2 separate regions of the Homo sapiens genome follow, and region 2 is linked to region 1. A link is an interaction called in ENCODE POLR2A ChIA-PET data of the cell type or tissue named here. Cell type or tissue: PC-9. All regions are shown on one strand. Links, peaks and the distances in the headings refer to the core of each region. The heading gives the core; the rest is flanking DNA. Region 1 overlaps PALLD (palladin, cytoskeletal associated protein). Region 2 overlaps SH3RF1 (SH3 domain containing ring finger 1).

Evidence for each region. ChIA-PET counts read pairs that join two places held together with the same protein. Peaks named below come from ENCODE experiments on the same cell type or tissue, not always from the same donor. Only the 100,000 strongest peaks of a DNase experiment are listed, where the experiment ranks them.
Region 2: POLR2A ChIA-PET joins it to region 1 with 6 read pairs; 2 of 35 experiments call an interaction of 5 or more read pairs at or near these places.

What each region holds. Positions count from the first base shown.
Region 1 is chr4:168,631,235-168,646,369 of GRCh38, reverse strand. The region is part of intron 2 of PALLD (palladin, cytoskeletal associated protein); the gene reads right to left. Among named protein-coding and RNA genes, the nearest start is that of PALLD-AS1, 9.8 kb to the left of the region's middle. In PC-9, for the core only: no CTCF peak of the experiment used is centred there; DNase peaks (open chromatin) are centred at 9,429 and 9,699; H3K4me3 peaks cover 728 bases; H3K27ac peaks cover 2,500 bases.
Region 2 is chr4:169,153,910-169,169,044 of GRCh38, reverse strand. SH3RF1 (SH3 domain containing ring finger 1) reads left to right here. Exons shown (of 12, transcript NM_020870.4): 3 at 12,366-12,641; 4 at 13,470-13,565. It also overlaps the pseudogene RPL6P12. Among named protein-coding and RNA genes, the nearest start is that of SH3RF1, 110 kb to the left of the region's middle. In PC-9, for the core only: no CTCF peak of the experiment used is centred there; a DNase peak (open chromatin) is centred at 9,204.

The sequences.
Region 1 (15,135 bases), core at 8,253-10,752:
TGTGGAAGCAGATTGCTGGTGGCCCCGAAGTCATCTGCACTAGTACCAGAGGGAATTTACCATCAATATTCTACTTGGTAGGTTCTCACTTAGAATATCACCTCCCAGCTCTCCTCAAAGGAGGGGTATTTGGGCACGAGATATGGGAGGCAGCAGGCATAGCATCTGGCATAGGACCCAGCCCTTCTTTTTCGTGGGAAAGCTGAGCTTCCTGCAGCCAGGAAGAGGCTGTGATGGCCTGGAGGTGATGCTGCATGCTGCCATCCCTTGAACAGCAGCCAGGAGACCACTTTGTCGCCTGGTGATGAAGTTGGCTTCTTGCCCCAGTTTCTTCTTAGAATAGCAAATAACATACAAGGCTCAGCATCCCTGTGAGGTCGTCTCCCGGTTTTTAATAATTCCTTGTATTTATTTAGTGCCTTTTTCCTTTCCCAAGAGCTAACTCTAAGAGTTTTCCATATGTTACTTCAATAATCCTCATTACAGCCCCGTGCCTGAGCTGGTTAGAGAACGGTGCTAATGGGGCCAAGGTCAGCAACTCAGACTCCACGAGCCTCCTGTGAGCAGCCCCGTTTGCACTAGAAAATCTGTTTCATGGTCTCACTCTGCACAGCTCCTTTAATAAGCTTACAAGAGGTCACAGAGATAAATAAATAACTAATAATAATGGCAGCTAACATCGAATAAGTGTTCACTCTGGGCCAGGTATTTTCTAAGTGAATGTAGTATATAATGAATTCAGCCCTCTCAGAAACCCCATGAGAGAAGTACTAACCCATTTTAAAGAAAGAGGAAACTGAGGCCCAGGGAGGTTCAATAAATGTCTCAAAGTCACACAGGAAATGGTGGAGCAGAGATTTCAACTTCATCAGTCTACTTAAAGGGATTCAAAGAGTTTAACCACTACTTGATATTGCCGCCCGATAAGTGACACTGTGGATGGCACGACGCTGTTCGCAAACACCCCATCTTATCTGTATTGTAAGCACTACTTACTAATACGGGTGGTGAGGTGGGGAGTTGAGAAGAGGGACAGAAGTGACATTTAAAGGGCCCTACTACTGATACATATCAGGTACTGTGCTGCACATACCATAGGTGTTGTCTCATTTAATCTTTACAACAACATTTAGAGCTGGGTACTATTGCCTTCATTTTACGGATTGGGATACTGAGGGTCAAAAAGGCTACATAATTTGAATACTGATATTTAGTGGAAGATCCTGAATTAGAAAAAATATCTTTCTCCCTATTTCCTTTTTTTTTTTTTTTGAGACTGTGTCGCACACTGTCACCCAGGCTGGAGTGCACTGGTGTGATCTCAGCTCACTGCAACCTCCTCCTGGGTTCAAGCAATTCTCATGCCTCAGCTTCCCGAGTAGCTGGGATTACAGGCGCCCACCACCATGCCCGGCTAATTTTTGTGTTTTTAGTAGAGACAGGGTTTCCATATTGGCCAGGCTGGTCTTGAACTCCTGACCTCCAGTGATCCGCCTGCCTCGGCCTTCCAAAGTGCTGGGATTATAGGCGTGAGCCACTGCACCCAGCTGATATCTCCCTATTTCTGATGCATATGCTATTTTCATGAAACTTCAGATAACACTTCCACTTTAGTTAAAGGAAATACTATAGGCACGAAAAAGGAACACAGGTACAGAGGAGATGAAGAGAGTTATCACGAATGATGGTGTCCAGGATGAGAACCACACTTTTGGGCTTCCATTGCTGTGTCCTCTCTCCTACAACTACCACATGGCTTTTTGGTCCTATTTACATACTCCACTCAAACAGAAAGTCGGTCAACCCTTAGGGCCACAGGGGCAACGCTGGATGATGGGACGGAACAGGTGGTTACTTGACAGTAAAACAGAGATGCTACAACCTACCTTATTTGTTTATTGGGTGGATTCAGTGATATGGTCTGTTTAACCCCTTGGGACAAGGTCAGTGCTCAATAAATGTTTGAAAGATATCAACATCCGGCCACGTGCAGTGGCTCACGCCTGTAATCCCAGCACATTGGGTGGCTGGAGGCAGGAGGATCAGTTGAGATCAGGAGTTCAAGACCAGCCTGGCCAACATGTTGAAACCCCATCTCTACTAAAAATACAAAAATTAGCCATTCTTGGTGGAGGCGCCTGTAATCCCAGCTACATGGGAGGCTGAGGCAACAGAATCACTTGAACCCGGGAGGTGGAGGTTGCAGAGAGCCAAGATTGCACCACTGCACTCCAGCCTGGATGACAAGAGTGAGATTCCATTAAAAAAAAAAAAAAAAGATATCAACATCAAAGAGTTCCTCTTCATCACTGGAAGCAAATGGGACTAATTACCAAACCATTTTTCTCTTTGGAGGCACCAAGCGGTTTTGAAAGAAGAATGGAATCCAAGAAGCATGAGTTCCGGAGTCAGCACACCAGGGTTAGTACCCTGGCTCTGTCATTTCCTCCATGAATGAATTTTTGCAAACTACTTAGCCTCTCTGAGCTTCAGTTTCCTAATCGGGAAGTAGGGATATTAACAGACCTTATGTCCTGGGATTATTAAAGGAGAAAAAACATGTCAAGAGACTTTTGATCAGGGCTCAGTAAAGGCCAACTGTTATTATTAAACTGATGATCTTTAGGAGAAACTAAAATGTAGAACTGTGCTTATATTTCCCAGTTTTTGCTAGGTCACCTGCGGTCATAAATGGGAGTTCTCTGGAGCTGTCACTCAAATGCTTCAGACACTCTTAACCAGCCTGCTTTCCTAAAAGTGTTCATTAGCGGAGGGGAATTTTGCTTTTTCAGCAGATAAAGTTTCAAAGTACATTGGCAGGATGTGTTGGGTGCCTTGATTAATGGCTGGGTAGATACTCATATTGGTAGTAATTACTAACACATGTGTATTGGAAATCATACACGGCATAGAGCACACTTCATGTTATGATAAACAGCAAGATCTTAAACAGGGACATTTTGGCTAGCTGGCTGTGATAACTGTTAACATTGCAAAGCCAGTTCCTAGACTTCAAGTTCCTTGTAACTGAAATATCAAAACCAAAAGAAAGAAAAACTCCAGATTGCTTCCTGTGTATTATCCTCAAGCCAGACAATGCAATCCGGATATGAATTCCACCCGAAAGCAATACTTCCACTGTGGTTAGCAAACCAGACTGCTTTTCCCTTTCAGTTTAACTTGATCTAATTAAGGATAGGGTATAGAATTTTGCCATAATGCTCTCAGATCCTTTAACAAGTCATCCAACATTTGTATCATTACATAACTCGCCAAGTTATAACCCAATAGGCAACTGTTTCTTTCAGCACAATGTAAGCTTTCCTATATAGAGAACATTCTAAGGCTCTACAGCTGGTCTCTAACAAGGCTCCAAACACCCCTTTCCTTCCAGCTCCAAATACTTTGCTGTCTTCTCAAAGAGCTTTCACGTCTGCTAACAATAAGGCAAGGTATACACCTGACAATCACTCAGGAGACTTATGTTTGGGAATTTCTCTTCAGATTGTCACAAGACAGTAGAGACGAATGTACAGGAAAAGCAGTTTCTTCCCACTGTGTTGGGATTTGCTGCCAGCATATGTTATTGCATGCTGCCCCACTATCACAAGCTGGATTTGCTTCTGAAAAAGTGCAGGAAGACTCAAGCCTATTGAGCAGAAGATGCCTGCCAGGCGTGGTGGCTCATGTCTGTAATCCCAGCACTTTGGGAGACCAAGGCGGGTGGATCGCCTGAGGTCAGGAGTTTGAGACCAGCCTGGCCAACAGGGTGAAACCTTATCTCTATTAAAAATACAAAAATTAGCTGGGCGTGGTGGCGGGCGCCTATAATCCCAGCTACTCGGGAGGCTGAGGCAGGAGGATCGCTTGAACCCAGGAGGCAGAGATTGCAGTAAGCTAAGATCGCGCCACTTCACTCCAGCCTGGGCAAAACAGTGAAACTCCATCTCAAAAATATAAAATAAAATAAATACATAAATAAAAATAAAAAAGAAGATTCCTGCACTTGGAAAAGGGAATAGAGAAGAGGCAGTAAGTGGAATGTGTCTACCAAGACTGGGAGTTCGGTTGCGTCCCATGTCAATTTTCAACCACTCTGTTAGTCTGCTTTCAGTCTAAAAACTTTTTTTCATCAGGAATCTACTTGTTCCTTGATAAAACACACATAAGAGAATCCAGCCAGAGACCACTTGCACATTTTGTGATCCTGAAAGACCCGAGGGATGTGTAGGTAGCAGGGCTATGTTTGTAATCCAAGGAACACACAATCCCTAAGTGCCCTGGGAGTAGAGAGCAGGCACCAGGTGAAACCATCCTGGCTGTGCTCCTTATGGGTGAAAGGAGACGAAGACACAACTCATGGAAAGAAATCAGTGCAGTGCCTGTGTACTGTGCATGCCCAATCAACATTCATTGCGCTGTCCATTCCCTAGTCATCTATCCGCCTCCTGGAGTATCTGGTTTTTCAGGAACAATAGATTGTAAACTTAGTTTAGTAGGACTGTAAGAACCACTATGCCTCTCTGGGGAAACTGGCTGTGAAGCTTTCCCTCAGAGCAGTTTGTAAATGTTGCCCAGCTGGGGTGCACGGGAGTAGAAAGTTCCCCAGATAAAGTCTTCAGATTGTCTCTCATGAGTCAGGTTTCAGATCCATTTTACAGCGGCATCTGGAAAGGCCTTAGGGAGATAGGCTTTCTCATCTGGAGCAGCCGAGGCCGACAAAATCAGGGGTGAGAGCATATCTAAGACCTGAGTGGGATCAAAGCAGAGTGCTCTAAAGAGAGGAGTTCAATGCGTCAGCAAAACTGAAGAGGACAAAAACAGGACGGAACCAGGGTTGGTGGCAGGCTCTGAGCACCACAGTCCTGGGTCTTAGGGTCATCAGAGAGCCCTCTGAGCTACTGTCTGGATCAGGAGGTTTCTGTGGCTGGTTTTTATGTGCCAGCTTTATCCCAGGGCAAAGGTAGATCTGTAGTATTTAAAGGGTCTGGCCTAGACAGCATAGTTTAGGAGAGGGTTTCTTCAAGTATGGCATGCAAAGGCTTACTCAAAACCCTCTACGGTGCTTATTAAAACGCAGATCCCAGGGCTCCACTCAGACTTAAGCAATCAGTATGTCTTAGAGCCAGGGCCCTAGAATCTCTCTCTTTTTTTTTTTTTTTGAGATGGAGTCTCGCTCTGTCGCCCAGGCTGGAGTGCCGTGGTGCAATCTTGGCTCATTACAAGCTCCGCCTCCCAGGTTCATGCCATTCTCCTGCCTCAGCCTCTCGAGTAGCTGGGACTACAGGCACATGCCGCCACGCCTGGCTAATTTTTTGTATTTTTAGTAGAGACGGGGTTTCACTGTGTTAGCCAGGATGGTCTCGATCTCCTGACCTCATGATCCGCCCACCTCGACCTCCCAAAGTGTTGGGATTACAGGCGTAGGCCACCGTGCCCGGCCTGGAATCTCTATTTTTCAAAAGCACCATACCCAACTCACACACGGGATTTTTAGGAATTCTAAGATTTTAAAACCTGCTGAAATACAGAAAGTTCAAGGAATTTAAAGACAGGAAACATAAGTACTAATCTGGGCTGTGTGACCTTAACCTCACTGAGCCTTAATTTCTTCATCTGTAAACTGGGGTAATGTATATCATTATAAGTGTAGCTTACGCTAATGGAGATAAGTGATTTATAAGTGCAAATATTCATAATTATCACATTTCTGAGCCAAAGGAAAATCTTGGAGACTCCCACCATCATACCCAAGTTAGGTCTAAGTGTAGTCAGTTATCTCTGAATCTACCCATGTAATGACCCTTAGCTACATGCCTCTTGGAAGGCTTTCTGGTGATCTCTTATTTTATCCAGAACTTATAACCTTGTGTGAGTGCCTTGTGTGTACTGGGAGATGGACTACTGGCTTTATCCAATCCTGGAGCCATGAGGGAGAAGTGCTTTGAGGGGCCAGAAGTCTCAGGGGTGAATTCCAGGGACTTTTAATGTGCTAAGCTACTTGGGACAGTAGCTGGGGTTAAGAATTAAGAGGTGGAAGAATAGGATTAGAGTCCCAAATGAGTTGATGAATTGGAGTAGTAGTCAGGAACAAAGGGAAAAAAGCTCAATCGGAAAAGTTCTGGATGCTACATGGAGGAAACAATCATTATCACAAACACAGGCTAAGCAGTGTCCAGCCAAATGAGGATAATACGCTGAACTTGAGCCAGTGAGGCCCGGCTATCGCTTGAAACACGAGCATGAAAGTTGGCCGCACCAACGGAAGCACAGTTTGAAGGAATTGTGAGGTCATCGTCACTTTCTCATACCTTCATGAGACTTCTTTGTCCACTTCTGGACTTCACAGTTTGAGATGCATGGAGCACTTGGATATAGTTCAACAGATAGAAATAAAGATGATGAAATTGTTGGAGAACAAGAACTGTGAGAAAAAGCAAAAAGATCTGGTATTATTGAACCTAAAAGACAGGCAAGCTAAGGGGAGACTTAACTCTTCCTGGCCACAAATTAAAGTTGAGTGGCAGGCCGGGCACGGTGGCTCACGCCTATAATCCCAGCACTTTGGGTGGCCGAGGCGGGCGGATCACGAGGTCAGAAGATCGAGACCATCCTGGCTAACACGGTGAAACCCCGTCTCTACTAAAAAATACAAAAAATTAGCTGGGCGTGGTAGTGGGTGCCTGTAGTCCCAGCTACTCAGGAGGCTGAGGCAGGAGAATGGTGTGAACCTGGGAGGTGGAGCTTGCAGTGAGCCAAGATCACACCACTGCACTCCAGCCTGGGTGACAGAGCAAGACTCCGTCTCAAAAAAAAAAAAAAAAAGTTGAATGGCCAATAGTTCTTTGTAGCCTATTGAGGAGTGAACAGGTTTAAGTAAAAGAAAACATTTCTTATGATTCATGGTCTGAGTCCAATCAGACTGTTGTGGCAAGGGCGAAACTCCTTTCCAAACTTTGACCAAGGGGCCACACCAGACTGGAGGATGCGGATACAATAACATGCCCAGTTTAAACTATTTTGACAACAATACTGACTGCATTTGGAATCAGCTCCAGCTCTAGCCTACAGTTATAACTGTGGGCAGTAAATTAACTTGTCTGGGCCTCAGTTTCCTCATCTATAAAATAAAGGCAACTGAGCAATGACTTCTGTGGTTTTCACAGTTTTGAAAATTCACATTCTGTGATATTCATAAGTAATATAGAGGCTGTCTTTAACATGCTAAAATTTATTTCCAGTGAAAGGAAACACAGTAAACATGCTGGGGAAATTGGCATTTGATCTAGGCTTGATGGGCTAATGTCATGGGCTGGGAAAACTGGGGAGAGGTACAAGATCCTTATGGGGAAGTATCTGCTTCTGAGAGAAAGGTGGGGAAGAGAATGTAGGATGTTCCAAAGAGGAATGTGTGGAGTGGGAGAGGAACATGAGAGGGGTCAGCAAGCCACCTAGGAATAAGGACAGGAAAAAGAGAGGAGACGGTGGAGTGTGAATCGGGGTAAGCTGATTGCTATGGTCTGGATGTTTATGGCCCGCCCCCCCTCCCAAATTCATATGGTATTTAGGAAGTGGGGCCTTCTGGGAGGTGATTAGGTTATGAGGGTAGAGCCTCATGAATAGGGTTAGTGCCCCTATAAAATAGGCCCAAGGGAGCTAGTTAGTTCTTCCAATACGTGAGATCACAGCAAGAAGGCACCATCTATGAACCAGAAAGTGGGCCCTCACCAAACACTGAATCTACCGGCACCTTCACCTTGGACTTTTCAGCCTTCAGAACTGTGAGCAATAAACCTCTGTTGTTTATAATGTATCCAGTTTATGGTACTTCGTTATAGCCGCCAGAATGGACTAAACTATGGATTAAGATGAAGCTTTAGCTAAGGGACTAAGCAAAGGACCTGATCTAGACTCAGAACAGCTGAGGAGACCCCCTGGAAGGCCTGCCAGGAGATCAACTGCAACTTGAAACCAAGAGGACTGGGGCTGTACTCAGGTAGGACAGGGCCCCAGTTCTTCAGAGCCCTGAAGGTCTGAGAGCACAGCTTTGCCTTGAGACAGCCTTGGTTTCCGCTTTGTCTCTGTTACTTAGTAGCCATGTGATCTTGGGCAAGATGCTTATCTTTGTGAGAATATAGTTTCCAGATAATAAAATAGGGGTAATATATCTACTTCATAATATTTTTGTGAGGATTAAAGGTGGTTATGTGCTTGACACATAGTAAGTGAGGATAAACTGCTGTGATTCTGATTTTGGCTTGGGAATGGAATTAAGGCAGAATAAAAAGAAACATCTGTGACCTTGTGGTTTACAGAAAAGCCTGAAATTGGACTCCTTTTAATAATGATGTAAACTGTTACACAGCATGCTCATCTATGTTTCCCCATTTGATCCTCAGAATTTTTTTTTTTTTTTTTTTTTTTTTGAGATGTATTCTCCCTCTGTTGCTCAGGCTGGAGTGCAGAGGCATAATCTTGGCTCACTGCAACCTCTGCCTCCCAGTTTCAAGCAATTCTCCTGTCTCAGCCAACCGGGTAGCTGGGATTACCGGTACTCACCACCATGCCCAACTAATTTTTGTATTTTTAGTACAGATGGGGTTTCGCCATGCTGGCCAGGCTGGTCTCAAACTCCTGACCTCAAGTGATCCACCTGCCTTAGCCTCCCAAAGTGCTAGGATTACAGGTGTGAGCCACTGCGCCTGGCTAATCCTCAGAAATATTTAACTTTGAAGTGGCTATTGTTAGCCCATTTCACAGATGAGAAATCAAGACCCAGAGTAGGAAATGCCTTGTCTAAGCTCTGTAAGTTGTAGAGTTGTGATAATTACTTGTCTTCTGATCTCAGTCACTACTTTTTTTTTTTTTTAAATAAAAAGTAACATCTATTTCATGGGAGTGACATAGGAAGAACATGGAGCCAAATCAGTTTTTAAAATTATAACCGGGTTAGCTGAGCAATGTGAGACTGAACTTGCAACTTGCTGTGCTTGCTGGTAGTTGTCTACTGGTAGTCCCTTGTCCTAGAAAGGTTACTAGACACTAACTGGTACACCAGCCGGCTGAGAACTGTGCTGAGAGAGAAGGGAAGACTGGAGTGGGGCTCCTAGGCACCGTCTTCAGGGAGAAGCCCCTTTCACTCCCATTCTGCCACCAACCCCTCCGATACAAGCAAAGTAAGGCTAGATTAGCATAGCTTTCTGCTTGTCACACCTGCTGAATGAGCAGGATTCTGCCGTTTCTATCTTTAAGTAGAAACATTACCACTGATTTGTAGTCATCGCACTCTCCAGGAGTCCTTAATAAACTTTAAGATCATTACTGAGTCACTTAGCTCTTCTTTTCCTCTTCACAGAGTTACCAGTTTTCTGATCTCTCTTACAGACTTCCTTTCTAACCAGCAAAGCATGCTTGTGACTCTCCTCTCCTACTTCAGATATTGATCTCAGGGCTGAACATTCACATCCAGGGAGGCAAGACTCACTGCTTCTGAGCCCAAGAAATGGATCACCCTGCTGAGCACTGGCTCTGTAGCTCCTCGTTTCTTTCTCACTCCCAAATGCACTTGGACACTCTCTGGGGCCCTTTTCTGCACTGGGACTGTAAGAAAAGGGCTGATATTTTCTTTTCAAAATAGTTTAGATAGAGTCCTTCTGGAAGCAAGGAATATGACTAAGTGATTTCTTAAAGTCCCTTCCAGCCAGTGATTCATCAGACACAGAATTTTAAGCTGGAATGGCCTGTAATTTTCTGGGCCAAATGTCTCATTTTTGCAAATGAGGAGAGTGAGTTCTATAGAGGTTGAGAATTGTGAGGGCTGCTTGCTATGGTGGACAGATCATGAGATTTGAAGTTAGAAGTTCTGGGTTTTTTTGTTTACTTTCTGGGACAGAGTCTCATTCTGTCAGTCAGGCTAGAGGGCAGTGGCACAATAGTAGTTCACTGCAGCCTCGAATTTCTGAGCTCAAGCGATCTTCTCGCCTCTGCCTCCTAGGCAGCTAGGACTACAGGTACCCACCACCACACTGGGCTAATTTTATTTTTTGCAGGGATGGGGTCTCACTATGTTGCCCAGGCTGGTGTCAGAACTCCTGGCCTCAAGTGATCTTCCTGCCTTGGCCTCTCAAAGTGTTGGGATTACAGGCTCATGCTTATGAGCCACCGTGTCTGGCAGAAGTTCTGAGTTTGAGGTCAAATTCTACCACTCACATGCTTTGTGACCTTGAGCAAGTCATTAACCTCTAGAGCTCCAGTTTCCATACTTGCAGAATGGAAATAACGCCACCTGCCCTACCTGCTTCCAAATGTGGTTCTGATGATCACATGTCATATTTGGGAAGGAAATGATCAAATGTAATACAGTGCTTTATCAATGTTACATTACTAAATAGCTGGTTCAAGGTCACATAGTGGCAAAACCAGGATCCTCAATTCCAATGTAGTTTGATTTCCATCATACAATGTTGCCTTCTTGACATTTTTCCAATTCTATAAGATTTTCTCATCAGGTGCCACACTAATTTGGTCTCCACATGTTTTCCTTTAAATCCCTGGACACACACACAGACTCAAACTGCGGGAATCCAGGCTGGCTCAGATGGATCACAGACCAGCAACCATGAAGGGTTGGTGGGAAGATCTCAGGCCTTCCATTACATCACAGTCATGGCCCTCAGACCCTGGGTTGATGGCTGCCAAGGGACTGGGCATGCTCACAAACATGCTTTCCATGGCACTTCTCTAGCTAGTGTCATAACACCGAATTGCAAGTTGGAGCTGGCTATCTGATAGCTTGTAATGGACTATTAGACTATGGCATATGCCTTGAGGATTGAAATAGGATGAACCTGAGCCACAGAGTGAAGTGATAATAGATACTTTAAGTTCATGCTGGACAGAGATTTGGGAACCTGTTCAGAGGTAATAGGTGGTTTACTGTGCCAGTTTGTGGTAGCCCACATAGGAGAGGCAGGAGATGGCTGCTTAGTCTCACAAACGAAGTGTTGCACCCAAGTGTTATGTGTTCCCATGGACCGCTAATGAGAAGGAGCCCCTGGTCTCTGAGCCCTAGCATCACCATTCTGGCATTGGAAAAGATCGACCATGCTTTATTTGGCCCCATTATTAATCGTAGGGTATATTGAACCCTTAGGAGGTTGAGCAAAACCATCTCTCCCAGTCAACAAGAGACATGGATACACTGTCAGTACTGATATGCTGTGGCCCTCGGGTACCCTGGGACAGACTGGCCCTTGTCTCTTTCATAACTGATGGCTTCCCAAGCTTGACATGAGAAAGAAACCTTCTTTCAGTTATTGGAGAGAGTTGGGTCTCTTCTCTGGCAATGGTATTTGGCCCTTGAAGAGCACAACAGATAAATCCTACGTTTTCCTGTTTTCTTTAAACATAAAAAGCTTTTCAAACTTTCAGAAATAATGGAGAGGTCAAGCATATAATAAATAGGGAGTACAGCTCTTCGCTCAGAGCAATAAAAATGAAAAAAAGGGAAAAAACACTGTGAGCCAGTTCAGCCAACAATTTCCATGTTTAAAAAAAAAGTTCAAGTTGGAGCCATGTGGTCTCAATAAAGTAGTAAAATATATTTTCTTTACGCTACACTTCATATGCCCATAACCTTCCTTTTAAATCATCTCTAACCAGCCCCAAATCACTCTGACCGCAAATCATTTGGTGGCTTTGGTCTCCAGGCGATGGAATGTGCTGGAGTAGACGGGGAGTCGCTACCAAGTGCGCTCTGAGGGAGCCTCCACTCCCCTCGCTCAGGCACACAGACCCCAGCAAAGCTTTGAAAAGGTTCTGCGCTGAGATAGCACATGACATCATAGCCCAATCATTCAGGAAAAAAACTGCAAGGCTGCAGAATAGCACAACATGCCACAAACCACAGTGGGCAGATAAAGTCGAAGAACAGCTTTTCTTACGAAAACATTCACAAATACCACAGGCAGCTGGCAGAGGCACGTTTAATTACATTTACAGAAAAACCACTGTATCCATTAGCCCCACCATCTTTGGGGCTGACCAACAAATGGGAAGGTCACTGAAGCCCATCTTGGAAATTGAAAAGCCAGGAAAGCTCGAAGTTTATGTCATTACATTTTATAATATGTGTTACGATTAGAAATGACCCAACTGTAAAATCACTTGATAGGCTTTGAAAGGACGTCCAAGTGAACAAGACCTCAATCATAACCTATCTTTAAATGTACAGCTGAAGATTAAATGCAGCCCAAGGTGTGAGAAATCAATTATTCAATTCATGATTAATTTAAGAGACACCGAGCTTGTTCTGAGCATAAACAAAGCTCATGCAACTGCCATCTGCCATCACATCACAGGACCCAGTCTTGTCTCTTGCAAGTGCCATTGGAGCTTTTGTTTATTTATTATTATTATTTTTTTAAGAAACTGTTCAAAGAGCTAAGTATACAGACTTTGAAGGGATGGTAAATGTATTGGATGTCCCTTTAGGCACCTCAGAGAAACAAAGTTCAATATGCATTGGCAAAGTATGATTAAAGCTTGATGGAAAAAAATTGTCCAAATAAAAATGCTATTTTACAGAGTAAACATCATCTTACAATAATTGCTTAAGTGGGAGTTTTAAAGAAAACTCGGCAGAACCTTCCATGAGACAAGAGGGATGTGTCTAAAAAGTCTCTTGTAGTTTCTAATTTTAGCCCTAGAGAGCAATCATTGCTATTTCTAGTCTGTGATTTCATTTAAATGAAGGGAGATTTTCAATAGCAAAAAGAAAAGAAAAAAGACTCAGAAAAACCATACAACAAATAAACAACAAATGTAAACACTGTAGTGATCAAAGTAGGTCTCTTTCCTAAAGGAACAATGAAAAATTATATAGTAGCTATAGACACTCATGTCTACTAGTTATGATCTTTTCAGAAACATGTTATTTTATAGCCTCCTAAGGTATCTGGCAACAATCTTTTCCATCAGACACCCAAGGATAACTTTCCATTTCAGTTGGGGGTGGGTAAGCTCAAATGCATGCTCATAACATCTTCATGTAACCCCTATAACAACCGCGGGGGGAAATGTAAGAGTCTTAGGTTACTGAAAATAACCTGTTTGCCATTATACGGGCAATTATAAGCTGGAACTTGCTTTTTTAAAATTGCTGGGTTCAGCAGAGATTTCCCATGGATTTATCGGCAACAGAAATAAACAAGCATTCCATTGAGCTCCACTTGGAAGTGTGAGAAGGGCTGATAGAAAGTCTTTTTCATCATGTGGACAGGAATTCAACTTAACCTACTAGGATGTTAAATTACACTCCAATATCCTGATGATTTTCTTAATCATCAGAAAGCTGAAATCATGCTGGTCCCTTGGAGGACAGCCCCCTTCTCAGGGGGTCTTCCCCGCTGCCCCTCTCCTAACATTCCATCACCCCTTTCCTTGTCAGTAGCCTACCTGCCAGTGAAGTGAAAGGTGACTTCAGCATTCTGGGGGTGTTCAGGTGCCAGGGTCTCTATGCTTGTAATGCAAATAGATTAGGGGAACTCTCTCTGTAAAAGTCATGCTGGTTACTTCTGGATTAAATAATTTCAGGAACTCACCAAAATTGAATATTTATAAGCGTCAGCAATGCTTTCCATAAAAACTAATGGAGAATGTCAGTTTTTCAGTCTTTCCATGGTAGAGGAGTCATCAGGAATGCATTCTTCCCTATTGTATTCTGCCTGCCACTTGTTCCCTAAGAACCACCGCCAACTGAATGCTAACAACAGGGACCCCGTCCAAAGGGAGAGGAGAACCGGGAAAGTAGCATTGGATTTGGTTAGACAAAGAACTGCAATCAAGTGAAACCCAAGAAAACAAACAAACAAGCAAACAATTTTGAGGCAACTGAAAAGCAACAGGTGTGAAAACGCCCAGATTTCTCATGGGAAAAATCACCAAAACCTTGTGAGAAACAAAGTGTTTCCAGCTAGACCTCATTCAGCAACTGAGCAGCTCTTAGGCTGTCAGAAATTGATTGCTTTGTGAAAGTTTCCTTCTATTTCAACCGAGGATGGAGCCGATTACAAAGTAATTAGAGAAAATACAAACTCATTGGGCTCAAATCGCAGCAGGCAAGTTAAACACATGAAAGAGAAGCTTCTCTAAAAGTATCATTTTTTTTAATGGAAAAAAAAAAGGGTGAGGTGGGTAGGAGAGATTATTCAACCTCACGCCTTTCTCCCCTCCCCCACCCTAACTCCAACAACAGAAAAGTCCCGCGAAGCAGGACCCGCCCCCGCCAACCCCCAAAGAGGAGTCCGAAGAAGGGATTAGGAAAACCGTGGCGGAACACGGTATTCTGAGTCCACTACAACTAAACACCCCAAACAGTACTCTTCGCACGAGTACTTGCATGCCACTGCCTGGAAAGGCTGCAAAGCTTTATTTCCTCCATGTCTGCATAGATTTAATGCTGCCACTTACCAGTTGGGCGCAAAACGCCGTCTGCCCCCACTCCCAAACAAGCTCCTCTTGGGGGTCTTTCAGATCTCGCTTATTCCCAGCTTGCAACTTCTGGGCTCTGAATGCGATCTCGTTTGCAGAATGCAACGGAGAAAATTAACTGGCAGCCGCGCTGCCAAAAGGCCGGCCCCTTGCCTGCTGCGCTCGAGAGGTCCTGGGCCCCGCCGGCTCCCGGGAAGCCTCCTGGCGGCGCAGCGGCCACGACTCAGGCTCGGTGAGAGGCCGCCGGTCTCCAGCGCGCGAATGCGCCGCGTCTCGCCGAGGGGCGCGTGTGCGCGGAGTGTGTCGGAGTGCCGGGCTGCTGGGGAGGGGGAGAGGGTGTGTCCTGGGGAGGAATGCTGCTAAACTCCAGAAATAACTCCCTTCACTCCATGCTCTTATCGCACTTAGGACGGCTTTTGCGTTGCCCAGGGGCGGGGGGAATTGTAAGAAGGTAACAGGCAAGTTCCACCGGCGATTTCTAAAGCCACTCCCCATTCAGCTGTGGTTTGAGGCATTCCCTAAAGACCTCTGTTCATTTAGGAAACGTTGCAGCTCTCAAGGGGGGAAATCCAAGAAGCAGCTAGTAGTGAATTTGTATTACTGATAAAAGAAATCAACGTCCAGCTTGAGGTTCCTTCTGTACCC
Region 2 (15,135 bases), core at 7,857-10,356, 520 kb before region 1:
TGACCACAGCTGAGCTTGTTTCTGCTTTTCCTAATGACATTGTAGAAGGTCATGACAGACTTTGGAGTATTGAAGCTGGCTTGATTTGATTTCTGTAGGCGAATTCATATTCTCATTTCATTTTCTTTCCAAATGTCTCCTCCCTGCTCACTCTCTCATACCTCATCACTATCATTATTATTGAGATTCCACCCCTAAGAAACAAAGGACAAAATCATCAAGAATAAACTTTTTCTCTCAGATGATTTGATTGCCAAAGAAATCATAGATTACTAGAGATCATCAGTCATAGTCTGTCCCTTTGCCTTTGGGCAGAACCAAACGTGAGACTGTTCATTTTTTCAAAGTCTCCAGTGAAAGATATCATAATCCACTGCAATATTTAACAACCCTCTCTGTCAGGAAATTCCTTTATCCAACTTAAATAATGCATGCATGAGTTTAAGCCTGTATTTTTTTATTCAGCGAGTTCCAATCAGACTTACTCTCTTTGTGTAAGACCTTTTCATGGTATTTGAAGACTTATTCTAGAATAATACTGCTGTACTAATACATCTCAGTTTCTACAGCTTTTCTGTCAATATTTTCCAACACTTTTATCATCTTTATCTCTCTCTACTGAATATGCCAAACTTCTCTGTTCCTTTTGTTTATGGGATTCAGAATGTATCCTGGACATCTAGTGAGAGACTGACTGGTGCTAATAAGGTCAGATTCTAGGAGTGACAGTACATTATGTACAATCATTTCTGTTCTGTAATTTCCTTTTGGAAAAGTAGACATCTTTATGTGCATTAATCTCCATACCTCTGAATTTCAGATTTCTTTTCTCATTTTGCCATTCTCTTGAAAGCCAGTGTGGCTTGTTACTCATTGTGATACTTTTGCTTTTGTTTTTGTTTTTAGAGGTGAGGTCTCACTCTGTTGCCCAGGCTGGACTGCAGTGACACAATCATAGCTCATTGCAACCTGGAGTTCCTGGGCTCAAGTGATCCTTCTACCTTAGCCTCCTGAGTAGCTGGGACTATAGGCCTGTCCCACCATGCCCAGCTAATTTATTTTTAATTTTATTTAGAGACAGGGACTCACTATTTTGTCTAGGCTGATCTTGAACTCCCAGCCTCAAGATATCCTACCACCTTGGCCTTCCAGTGTTACCTTAATATCCTTTGGTATTGAGGTAAAATTTGTATGTGTGAATTACAGTTCTTAAGTGTACGATCTAGTAGGTTTTGATACCTTTCTACACCAGGATAACTAACACCTCCGTCAAGATACAGAATATATTTATAGTCTCAGAAATTTCCCTCACACCCTCTTTCACTCATTTGCCCACCTCCTATGGGCAACTACTGTGATTTTTACCACAAGAGATTCGTTTCACCTGTTTTTGAATATTTTATAAATGTAATCATATAGTATTTTTTTTTACTCACATGTGTCAGTAATTCATTTTTTGAAATAGTTAAACAGGATTCCATTTATTCCCATGTTGATGGACATCTGGATTGTTTTCAGTGTTTGGTATTATAAATAGTGCTGTGATGTGCATTTTTGTACAAATCTGGGTGTGGATGTATGTTTTCGTTTATCTTGGGTTAATACCTAAGAGGGGTAGATTGAAGAGTAAATGTACATATAACTTTATAAGAATTTTTCAATCAGTATTAGACCCCCACTAGCAATCTATGTAAATTCTAGTTGCTCCACATTTTTTAGAAAATTTTCTGTTGTCAGTCTTTAAATTTTAATCATTCTAATGAACGCATTATAATATATCATTTTGGTTTTATTTTGCAGTTGCCTGATGGTGTTGAGTGCCCTTCCATGGCTATACAAACATCTTCTTTTCAAGATGTGTATTCACATCTTTTGCTTGTTTTTATTTTTTAATGTTATCAGTTACTTAATTAGGTTCTTAAGAAATTTAGAGCACCACTTTGTGAGGTTAAATTTTATTTGTCAGGGCAAACACAGATTATAGGTAGCCCTGGAGCTGAGGAATGGCTTTGATTTTTGTTAAAATTTGAGTCCACAGCTTTCTGATCAACCTTGCACTGGTCATTTCTCTTTTTCCGTGTCGAAGATATCACCTTCTTGATATCTGGGCTTCTGCAGCTGCCTCTTCTTGAAGTAAGCAACAGTAAGATGTTTTGAGATTTTTACATTGCAGATACCAATTTTGGTTGAGGTGGCAATGACAAATTTCTGGTGTGTTCTTCTAGAGGAACTCAATTGAGGACCAGAGGTCCAGTCAAAGTAACGAGCCGGTAGCCAGCTGCTTCGGGAAAACCATTCTCTTGCCTCTGTGACACCTAGAGAGGATGATCAGAATGGTCCCTGGGGTGATGCTGGCTCGCAGTTTGTCACATGCTGACTGAAGGTTTTTGCTGTGGCTCAGCAGCTTTTGAGACACATCTTCAGTAGGATAATATCTAGGCATTTTGTGAAGTTTAACCACCTAGGTTACCACCATTCTTCTCACCACCAACTGGTTTTGTAACAGTTGCAAGAACTTTCTCCTTTTTCTTTTCAACCTTGGATTTATTGGCTGAGTACTTCCTCTTGTACATGGCACTTCTGGAATATATAGCAGATGAGGAATATCTGCCAATTCCTCTAATAAGGATAGGATTTTGGCCACAGTGGAGCTTCCCCTTCTTGGGGCTTTTAGCCTTGAAGTTACCCGTTTTCACCTTACCACCAGCATCAGCCTTCGTGGCTTCGGGTTCCTTCTCTTTAGTATCCAGCTTCTCAATTTTTTCACCACCATCTGGCAAGATGGGAAAGAACTTTTGCCTGTTTTTAAATCAAATTGTTGGTTAGTAGGAGTCATTTTAATTCTGGATTTGAGTCCTTTATTATATATATATATATTTCCCAATCTGTGGTTTACATTTTTATTTTCTTCATGTGTCTTTTGTTGTTGAACCTAATTTTTCAATTTCAATACAGTCAAATTTGTCAACTTATGGTTAATTTAGGCTTTTTTCCCCTCCCTACACATCACTAAGGTAATTTCTTGTTTCCCCTATAAAACTTACAGTTTTAGCTTTTACATTTGAGTCTGGGATTCATCTTAAATTAATTTTTGTGTATAGTGTGAGGTAGGGGCTCAAGATTCATCCCCATCTATTCCCCATGGGCTTCTAATTGTTCTGAAATCATCTTTTGAAAAGACTTTATTTTTCTCAGTTGAATTGCCTTGACGCTTTTGTCTAGTTGTTTATATGTGTGTAGGTTTATTTCAATATTGCTTTAATTCTGAAACTATGAACTATCTTTTACATTTAACCTTATGTTTAAATTATATGAGCATCCTCTCTCCAAGGTGTTAATGTAAACACTGGACAAAACTAAAAATAGGCAATTGAATTTCACTGAGGCCTTACCTGACTCCCCCCCCCGCCTTTTTTTCTCTGAGACAGAGTCTTGCTCTGTCACCTAGGCTGGAGTGCAGTGGCACAATATTGGACTACAGGCACGTGCCACCATACCTTGCTAGTTTTTTGTTTTTTTAGTTTTTTAAGAGATGGGGTTTCACCAGATCACCCAGACTAGTTGTGAACCCCTGGCTTCAATTGATCTGCCTGCCTTAGCCTCCCAAAGTGCTGGGTTTGCAGGCATGAGCCACTGCATGTGGCTGTTACCCAACCTCTTTAATACTAAAACATGTTCTCAACACACCCCTCTCCCTTTGTGTTTCTGAATCTCCCTACTTTCCTGGATTTCTGTAGGATTAGATAAGATGCAAGCAGAATTCCTGGTACATGATCATTCCTCCCTATTTAGCTCTACACCCCAGGGTCAGGTTGGAGGCCTAGGGCAGGGCAGTGGCAAGAGAAGGGCAGATTCTTTGCCAGGAATCTGTTTTTCAAATAGGTAGAAACTTGACCTTTTCCCAGGAAATAGTCCCCATCCTGTGATGAGTCTTCAAGATGGTAACTCAAGTTACTGCAGAGAATCTTCCCAGTAAATATTCCTGCTCTCTGCAAAATACTATTGTAATTATTAAACATGTGATGAAACAGAAAACTAATATTCAAGGCAATGAGTGACACAAACTTCTTGCATTTTACTTGAGTGACTGCATTCTCAATAGCTATCTTCACTTGGAGAAATTCATAAAATTTGTTTTCTTTAATGATTTATCTGTCAGTTGGGTACTAAGGCCATCCAAGAGAAATGCCATATCAACTGCATGACTGTTTCCTCCTAACCACCAAATGAGTTTATAAGGAAAATATTTATTTGCTGTAGTTTGCTGCATAATTTGTTTCACATTTTTCAAATGCCAGCCATTTGCTTAGTATAAGACACTCAACTGCCCACTTCCAGAACGGACTATGTTTTAGTTCCAGTGTCTAGAACACAGTGAAGTTGATACCAATTTGCAGTGCCTGCTCATGTTTCCCCAGGTTTTTCTGTAGCACCTTAGCATGCCCCAGGTTTCCCAGCAGCCTAGGAAATGGTAATAAAAATGTCTCCTTCAGTATTTCTGTACCTCCCATGTCTCAGAATCAAGTGCCCACCACCTGCTGTGTACTTGGGAGGACAGTTTCAAAAAGATGGATTAGCAGTCTACCATTCATGAGGAGTTCCCAGAGACACATAAATATGTGTTTGTATATATTTTGCAATTTGTGTAAAACTGTTGAGCCTGTCAGTAGAATCATCTTTTTAGTTGCTTTTCCTTTAGATGTGTTCTTTTTCCACTTAACCTATCCACACCTTACCACTCAGTCCACTAGAGATAACTTTTGTTCTTTCATTAATTTATTCAGCAAGAAGTTTTTCACAGACACTGAGGTAGGTACTCATGATACAAAGATGCATAACACATAGTCCCAGGTCTCCAGGAGGTTACAGTCTAGCAGGAAGAAATAGGTTATAAACTGAGTAAGATAAGGGCCATGATAACAGTATTCATAAGGCACTCTAGGTGTACATAAAAAGAGCAGCACCTTCTCTAGACTTGGGTAGAGGAAGGTTGGGAGAAGCTTCCCCAAGGAGGCAATGCCTGGGCTGGGTCCTGATGGACAAGTAGTGGCTGTCACATCTGGGAAATAGAGACTGTCCTATTGACCCACACAAGAATCAGATCATTGATCTTGGCCTTATTTACACCTGATTCCAAACAACAAAAGCAGTCATCCTAGACAGACATAAAAATCCAAGTGAAAGAAATGCAGCATAATTATCAGGCACGTGATACATATACAAGGTGGGGAGGTGGAGGGAGAAATGGACTGTTCTCGATGAATTTTGGTGGAGGAGAGATGGCATGTATGAAGTTGGAGGTGATGACAGCAGACTGGTTTGCTTGCTGAGGGTGGAAAATATGAGGTGGAACAGACAATCCAAATGGAGGGCCATAAAACTCATGATTTAGACCATTAATGTGATTTAAGAGGTAATTGGGAACTGTCTCCAGATTGTAAAGACATAGGTGATGTGGACAAAACCGTGTTTCAGGAATTATCCTTGTTACTGTGGTTATAGTTTGCTGGTTTTCGTCCTACCTCTCTAGTTTCCTGTATCTCTCTTTTTTCTGCCTCCTAAATATAGGTATTTACTAAGCAATGCCCCTTAGCCCACTTTTCCTGCAACATTGCCTTTTAAACATGCTCCTGAGTGCTGCCTCAGGTTCTCCTGTACTTGTAGGAGAGGAAAATCCAGGAGGTGGGACAAATGTATTTCAGTTTGTTTTCTGTATTTTAGTTTCTAGAAAAAAACATTTAATGAAGAGTCTAATAGCATTTTTTCGTTTTGAAATTTGGAAAACTGTTGTTCATTTTTTTTTTTTTCTGGGTGTTTGAATATACTCTTGACTTCAGCTAAATTCATTATGCAAATGATTAATGATGAGAGTACAGCCCAGGGAAATTGGTAAGAAAGCTACTTTATCTACTTTCCTTTATCTCTAGTTTGTTTTTTTTTTTCTCTCCCTCTACCTTGCCCCCGAAACCATTAATGCCCCCCGCAAAACAGCAAGGCTGCTGGAGACTATAATTGACTGATTGCTGTTTGGTCAAGAGCTGAGTTAGACACTCCATTAGCGATGGTGGATTGGATTGCAGGAGCTGGGTAAGGAGAGGATGGAGGGTGTGGAGCCCACAGATGAGCGTGAGCAGGGCAGCAGACAGCACAGAGTGTGTGCTGAGGAGCCACCAAGCGCTAAAAAAGCCCAAAGGCTGGCCTTGGTCAGCCCACATTCTTGAGCTGGTATGGAACTGGAACCAGGTCTGGAATAAGGAGGGGGGCTGGCTGGCTGCAGAGTCTACTTCTGGAGAAAGCTGGAGAAAATGAGCATGCAAGAAAAGGGGACACTGGGATAGTAGAATAAAGGCAAAAAGAAGACATGTGAATGAAGAAACAACGTTTTGTCTTAATTTCTGTTTATTTGCAGCTGCCATCCTCAAAGTGCTGGTAGTTTTGATTAAAGTTAGTATGATTAGAAAATTTTATGTAGTGAATTTGGGGTAGGTGGGAGGTAGAAGATTAAGAAAATGATTGTCAGATAAAAATTCCCCAGCACAGTGCTTTCCAGAAATAAATGTTAAAGGAAAGAACAAATGAAAGATGGACTATTGTGGAATTATGGGATTCTCAGTCCCTTCTGATGTTACTTTGGAAAAATAAAACCTTTAATATTCGTCTTGGCCGTCATTGAAGTTGAAACATTAGTAGTGATGGCCAAATCATATTTGAGTGATTATCTGATGTAGATATCTTGAGAACAATACTTAGGAGTTATTAACTGTTAAAGAATCAATATTTTCATGAAATACTGTTATTATATCTTGACAGATATTTTACTTTGTAGGGAAAAGCCAACATGTTTTTTGTTGTACAAAAGACATTCTATTTTTTTTTACTTTTTTTTCTGAGACGGAGTCTCACTCTATTGCCCAGGCTGGAGTGCAGTGGCGCCATCTTGGCTCACTGCAACCTCTGCCTACTGCCTCAGCCTCGCAAGTAGTTGGGACTGTAGGCGCACCACCACCGTGCTAATTTTTGTACTTTTTATAGAGATGAGTTTTGCCATGTCATCCAGGCTGGTCTTGAACTCCCTAGACTTAAGTGATCCGCCTGTCTCAGCCTCCCAAAGTGCTGGGATTACAGGTGTGAGCTACCGTGCCTGACCCAAAAGATATTTTTAAAAAATTGTTTCTTCCACCCATTTTTCTACTTCTTACTCTGTGTGGTACTTTCTATTACTATGATTTCTTTGTGCCTCAGTTCTTTCTGGAAAGTTTCTGAAAGTCAAGTTAAAATCAGCCAGCATTGATGCCAATTTAGATATAACTGAGTTATTAAATTATACACATTTTATAGCTGTTCCCACTACAAGAGTGTCTTCTAGATTTTCTTTTTAGGAGGTCACTGAATCTTTTTTACTTTATGGAGCAGTAAGAAATGCATGAAGGAATTTGAATTTAGAGAGGCTGTCTTGCACGTACATCTGGGCATTGGCATTTAGAGTCTATAAAATAAATTGGCAGTGAATGTTTTATTTACCTGTTAGAATCTCAGCTAGTTCATCAAGTAGCATTTTGCCAGATGTATTGGAATACCGCTGATGGTATGGAAATGGAAGTCGAAAGCATTTAATCAAAAATATTTATAGGCAGATCACATGAGGATTTTAATATCTTAAAAGACAACCTGTATGTATGATTTGGAAACAAAAATTATTTGAAATGTAAAGCTGGCCCACTATCATACTTATTTTTTTAAATGAACAATATAGTAGATGTTTATCAAAATGTTTTTAGATGCAGAATTACTGTAACAGTTTGCCTGTCTAAATTGCCAAGCTTTTTGATAAAGCTGGCAGTGTGAATGACAAGCCGCAAACCCAAGGTTAGACTGCAGAGTCGGTTTCTCTTTGGCTTTCTCTCCTTTTAAGCATCCCTTTCATGTGTAGCCAAGTGAAAGTCTCCAAGTGAAATGTAAGCTCTGTGGATCCTTGGGGGCCTTGGCCTGATGAGAGGATACAGAAGAAAAGCAGCAGTTTGGAAAGCCTGCAGAAGGCTTGGAGGGCAGAGGGCCCAGTGATGACATGACTCTCAGACCTTTCGAAGGAGATGAATGAGAGGGCAGTGCCTCCATGGGCTCCAGACATATTTTATCCACAGAGTAGTCCTAGGCTATCAAACCAATTGTTTTGGCTTTATCTTTCAGATGTTGCAAAAGGAAAATGTGTTCTTTTATTGCTTTTCCAAGTCGTTTAACCGTTTATCCTTAATCATCTGCAGTCTGTGTGGGAATAAGTCTTTCAAAGATCACTGAACTTTGCTTGATTTAAAATCAGAGTAGAATTCATTTTATTTAATGTGGGAAGCCTTCTTTTTAGAAACTTGACCCAAACTGGCTTTCTAGCCTCATAGAATTTAATTGAAAAAGAATACCATAGAAAAACACAGCCAGATGCACAAATGTTTGTTCATGGGTTAGATTGTCATAAGCTTTATGATTCTTTGTGGTTATTGATCATTGAAACAATTTTAGCAGTCAAGACTTAGCAAGTTGGGGTGAATTAATGAATTTTCAGTTGCATCACGGAAATGTAACCCTAGGCTAACCATAATGTATATCACTGTTATCATAGTAAGCTTTCTCCTTGCCACTGGTCTATTTAGAATCCTTGATGATTTTAGGAACATGTAATAGATTTGTTTTGTGGAAAAGTTAATAAGTCCATTAGGCCACTGGTGTGTGGAAGTGATCTGTAAAGAAATAAATTCCTTCAGTTCCCACATCAGCATATCACAAAAAACCATATTGTGGGTCATTTGGAATTTTACAGATCTCTTCAAGGAGCAGTTCAGAATGGTTTCTAAGAGTGCTAAATCTGTATCTTGGTGCATGGGTTTGGCTGGCATGGATTTGGACAGAGTGGGCCAAACAGAGCTAATTGAGGTAGGGAAAAAAACAGGCCATAATGGTGAATAGAGTTATTTGTCACCGAGTTTGTAATGGGATTTTCAATTAATTCATGCAGGCTTCCAATGCCTTACATTAGCCCTGTCAAGATGAACTACAGCCACATCTAAAATGCCATCCCCTATTAAACGGTACATGTCAGTGAATTTGTAATTTCTTCTGTTCAACCAGAAGATGAATGGATTCTACTCAGAAAACAAATGTGTGCTTCAGAAATGCACATTTCAAAATCCTGAACACTTCCTAGGAGGAACATTCTTTGCATTGTTATACAGTGAATATGTATTAAAAATGTAATTGCTATGTGAATTCATCTAAAAGGGAAAGCATCCAGCTGTGGAGAGACAAATGCATTGTCAGGTGCCCCATTTCACTGGTAAAGAGGCTTTTTACACTGGGTAATGATGACGATGATGACAATGATGATGGTTCACACATGTAGCATGTACTGCCTGCTGGGTCATTTAAGGTGTGGCTTATATATATGAATTCACTAAATCCTCACAACAGCCCAAATGAAGAAAGAGGCACAGCGAGTTAACCTGCCCCAAATCACAGAGCTAGTAAATGGGATTCACACCCTGCAATCTGGCTCTGGAGTTTGTGCTTCCAGCCAGTACCCTATACTGCCTGATCAGAGTCTCTTTAGCTATTGTACAAGAGATTTAGTATAGTACTTGCCAGTTCTCTCTCTTTCTCTCTCTCTATCTCTCTCTCTCTGTCGATTGCTGTGTTTTACTATTATTTCCTCAAACCTATTTTTGGAAATGTTGTTAAGCTGTGATAACTAGCCTTGAAGAAATACATAATATAGTGGAGAATATAATGAGGCATCTGTGAGGGTAGAGAAAAATTAGAATTCTTCTTTCCCCAGAGTTGGACACTAATGTAATGTGACCAGAGTACACAGCGTTGTGAATGACCAGAGTTCTTGGTGGGCATTTCCTTTCTGGGCACAGCAGAATTGCTTACAAGATTAGGTCAAGGCAGAGTAGCAGAAGTGACGCCATTGGAGGCCAGATCTTAAGACAGAGTCTGAAAGTCAGAGGTCACAGGAGGGTGTCATTACTCTGGAAGGCTCAACCCCTGTCTTCCCAGGACATTGGCCTCTCAGGGAAGTTCTAATTAACCAACTACAACATCACATGGACTAAGCCAAGGCAAGATGATTGCCAATAGCATTTTGAGAGCAATAATTAATATTCCTAAACAAATGTTTAGCAAAACAAATTTGGCTTATAGGTAGTCCAGACTCTAAGTCTCTAAGTAGAAACCAAACTAATTTTTGAAAATTGTGTTATGAAGTTCTGTTGCCATCAAGGGTATAAAACTTTGATCCACTTTTTACAGGTCGGGGGGCAGACAATGATATAAGTAATGCTAACTATATTGCTCTACTTCATTGGAAATATTAAACTTAAAAAATATTCAACTAGTTGAGGCCTGTGCTTTGCACATAGCTCTCTGCCTGCCTGCCCACTTCACGTCCATTTTCCACACTACTGCCAGACTGATCTGTCCGGCACATAGGACCTAAGTCTGTTTGTGCATTAAACATGGAAATGACTTACCATTACCAGAAGAACGCAGCAATAAAAACTCTTTCATATGTTATACAAGACCCTCAATAAACTGGCCTCTGCCTACCTCTCCTTTATGTTCCGTAATTCTTATCCAGGAATACTGCATTCTTTATGCTCCCCAGTCCCGCTGCACATGTGACTTCTTACCTCCAGGTCTTTGCTGGTGCTGACCCCTCTGCCTGGAATGCCCTTACTGTTCTCTTTCATTCATTCACTCCAACCTTGACAACTAATTCCTGTGCATCCTTTAAGACTTGGCTCATGTGTCACTTCCTCCAGGAAGTGTTTCATTTTCCTACTCACCAAACACGAGAGACCTATGTTTTTTGTCCCCATAAATGGTGTGCATATCTTTATCATTACATTTATTACACTGTATTGTAGTTATTACTAATATCCTTTAAGAAAAGAACTGTCTTATTCTTCTTTAAGTCATCAGCACTTGCACATTGCGTGGTAAAAAGTAAAAGCTTGCACTGGGTGCGATGGCTCATGCCTATAATCCCAGCACTTTGGGAGGCCAAGGTGGGTGGATCATTTGAGGTCAGGAGTTTGAGACCAGCCTGGCCAACATGGCGAGACCCCATTTTGTAAAAATACAAAAATGAGCCAGACATAGTGGTGCTTGCCTGCAATCCCAGCTACTTGGGAGGCTGAAGCGTTAAAATCACTCAACCCAGGAGGCAGAGGTTGCAGTGAGCCGAGATTGCACCACTGCACTCCAGCCTGGGCAACAGAGCAAGACTCCGTCTTAAAAAAAAAAAAGAAAAAAAAAGTAAAAGCTTGATAAATGTTTTCTGGAAGAGTGAATAAATAAATAAAGACTCCAAAAGCAGGAGCCCTGTAATCTTGTTCAGGGAATTATTATAGACATGTTGGATTTGCCACTTATCTCCTGAATCAACGATATGCAACAGCGCTCAGAGAGGCCAAAGATCTTAAAGTGACAACTGATGCTCAAGATTGGGCACCCCCAATGCCGTTGAAAAGTATCATATTAATCAGTTGATGATTAAATTGCACTGGGGTTTATGTACACAATTTTAAACTTGTCATTTAAAACAGTAATGCAATGCAGGAACATTAAATTCCTCATCTCTTAGCTTATCAGCCTAACAATGTGCTCTCTTCCAGGAAAGAGCAAAGTTGAATGATCTTAGGCTGTAAAAGACCACGTGTCTATACACTTACAGATTATAAACTTGGGGATGGCAGGTACTGTGACTGTTCACTCACTGCTGTATCCAGGAGTAGACCCTCATTAAATACTCATTGAGCTCATGAAAGAGTAAGACCTACTGCCCACATTAAAAGCAATATCAGGAAGAGATTTGCCTAAAAGCCGAACTCTGATTTTTATCAACCAAGCTTAAAAGCAGTTTAGTAAATTAATAAATTTGGTTTAAATTTTTCCCCTCAGTATCTATCATTTCTCCTCAGTGTTTATCATTTATCCTGATGAATAAAGTAGTTAATGTAGGAAGTTAAGCTTGTTTTTTATGAGTTCTTGAGAGGCAGACCTGGCAGTCATGCTTTCATATACTGATAACCTCAAAGAAAGAAGGCAAAACACCCACCAAGTTAAACTTAAGAATAGAAGCCTAAATCATGGCTGGTGCATGGGTGTCGTACTGTTCTTATGTCACTATGGACAATTGTTTTGTGTTTTCTATTTATTGGTAACACATATATATTGTTTTTGTGTGAGATTTTCTTCAAGGGTTACAGTGTGGTTTTGACTTTGACTTTAAAACAATGACAACGCAGTTGTATTTTCAGAGACATTTTAAGACCATTATTTTATTAAAATTCATCCCTCTTTTTTTTTTAAAGGGTATACCTCAGTTACCATGTGCCAAAGCATTATACAACTATGAAGGAAAAGAGCCTGGAGACCTTAAATTCAGCAAAGGTGACATCATCATTTTGCGAAGACAAGTGGATGAAAATTGGTACCATGGGGAAGTCAATGGAATCCATGGCTTTTTCCCCACCAACTTTGTGCAGATTATTAAACCGTTACCTCAGCCCCCACCTCAGTGCAAAGCACTTTATGACTTTGAAGTGAAAGACAAGGAAGCAGACAAAGATTGCCTTCCATTTGCAAAGGTAAAGGTAGAATGTGCTTGTTTTCTGTTTGCCAGCTCTACCTCTGTACCCAGATACATAGAAATATAGCTCGTGTTGCCTTTTGCAAAAAAAAATACAAGTTTTGTGTGAACTACTCACTATGCTTCTGAAAATGCCTAGAAGCAGTCTTTAAGTCACAAGGAAGGTAATTTTATGCACAGACTTCTTATATGAAAGATTATCTTGGTTGATGCTCTATGTGGTATCATTTTCATATTTAGAGTCTGAATTTATTTCTAAGCCACTTTAAAGGGTGTATGCACCACTCAGGGATTTTAAAGTACTGAATTATGAATAACAAAATGAAATGTCATTACTTTCATATTTTATATGTAAAATTCTTTGCCTAAAAGCATACAGGAATATATCTGCCGAATTGATAAAATGGTTTGGAGTTTTAAGCAGAATTTTGTGATTTTTGTGGAGAAAAGCGGTAGGATGTACATTTGAGTAGGCATTTGGTTTATTTTCAGAAAATGAGGAGCATCTGAGAATCAATCTAAAACAAACTCAGGAGGCTAGGGTAGGTATCATTTGAGGTTGCAATTTGTAGATCTTAAGAGTTAGCAGCCAGCTCCCTTGCATAGGAGTTCATAGCTTTGTAACAGTTGGAAAGGACACCAGGTGGGCTGGTAGCTACCGTTTAATTCATGAAAACATTTAATCCATGTACTAAAGATATGTCATAGCATTTTTATTCATGTACTCTTTAAAACATGAGTCTCTTTATTGAAAAGGAAAATTAAATGACAAGCTTAATGGTACAGCTTAATGATCAGGTAGATTAATGATTTGCTGTTTCTTCAGGATGATGTTCTGACTGTGATCCGAAGAGTGGATGAAAACTGGGCTGAAGGAATGCTGGCAGACAAAATAGGAATATTTCCAATTTCATATGTTGAGGTAAATTAATCTGTAGAAACTTGAACTGTGTTAATATTCAGCTTACTAAATAAATCTTAATTATGCAATTTGAGTATTAAGAAGTCCTCACAACAAAAAGCACCAGGAATGCCCTGTTACAGATCACTGGACAGATCAGGAAGAATTCCTCCATCCTATCCAACAATTATTGAAGACAGTGAGATACTTGAAACTCTTTACTTTTTCTCCCTGCTAAAAGCATTCCTGTGTCTTGTTAAATGTCACTGTATGCTTATTGTCAGTCACCTACACTATTTCCTGTTTATTCCATTTGCTGGCTTTGGTGGGAGTAGAAAGTTGATAAAGTTCTTAAGTAAGATGGAGAAAAGTTTATTTGTTTATTTTTTACTTACTTCTTTGGTTACTTGCTGCATCAGCAGAACCAGAATAGTGATATGCAAAGTAGGGCTTCAATAAATATTTGTTAAATAAGTCAATGAATCTTCCTCCATCCCATCCCAGCAACTACTTAGCCCCCTTTCCCTTTTTAAATCAGCTTTGCTTGGAAAGCTTGTGGCCAAGCTTGACATAGTAAAGTCTTTTTAGAGAGTATGTGTAGTCACATAGTTGTATTACTTTAAAGAATAATACAAGCTGAACATAAAGGAGTTACAATTCATAGTAGATTTTCATTACATCATATATCATAAACTAAATGTCCTTTGGGAATAAGAATTTCTTGCTGAAAATAAAATCGAAGGCATTTTCAAAGAAGGAAGCGTGGCCCAGACAACCATTCAAGGTTAGTTGAGGCCATGGAAGGCTTCTGGTAAGAAGTGAGGTCTTAGTAGATATCTGTGTGATGGATAAATAAGGGTTAACTAAGAGACATGGAAAAGGTATATTTTATGGCAGGACATCCAGACAGGGAGACCAGCGTGTTCAAAAGCCAAAAAGTAAGAGAGAGCACAAGATTATTTGGGGAATTGAAAGTAATCTGGTTGTTTAAAATATCAAAGCACGGATCTTAAGCATGTAAAACTGAAAAACCACTGTCACTTATTTTGCAGTCTTTTTATCTGAGGCATTTGTTTTGGCATGATCTTGAAAACTAAAATGACAAACTGTATCATTGTAGCCAGCACTCAATTTCCTCCATAGAGAGTGAGATTGCCAACGTTTTCATAAAAAATCAATTTGACTACTGTATATCCATGGGAAAGTAATTCAAACCATGTATGAGTCTTGAATTTTATCCATACTCTTCAGATGTTCCTGTTTATTGAAATATTTTTTTCCTCCTTTGAAAGCAAACAACAGAAAAAAACCAAACAACCCTTAACTCACAGGCAGTCCTTCCTGTACATTATGTATATATTCTAACTGTGGGTAATGGGAAACTACAAGCACTTCCAAGCATTTGAATAGTTACACTGAAGAGCATGGGTAAGCACAGGATTAGTAATGAAAGCCTGTCTTTACTTTTTAGGTATTATCAATATTACATGCTGATACTTGGTTTGTGATGCATGAAAAGGGTTTACTATATTTTTGTTATTGGGCGAGTATAGAATTGTGCAGATAGGCATAAAAGATCCACCCATGGCAA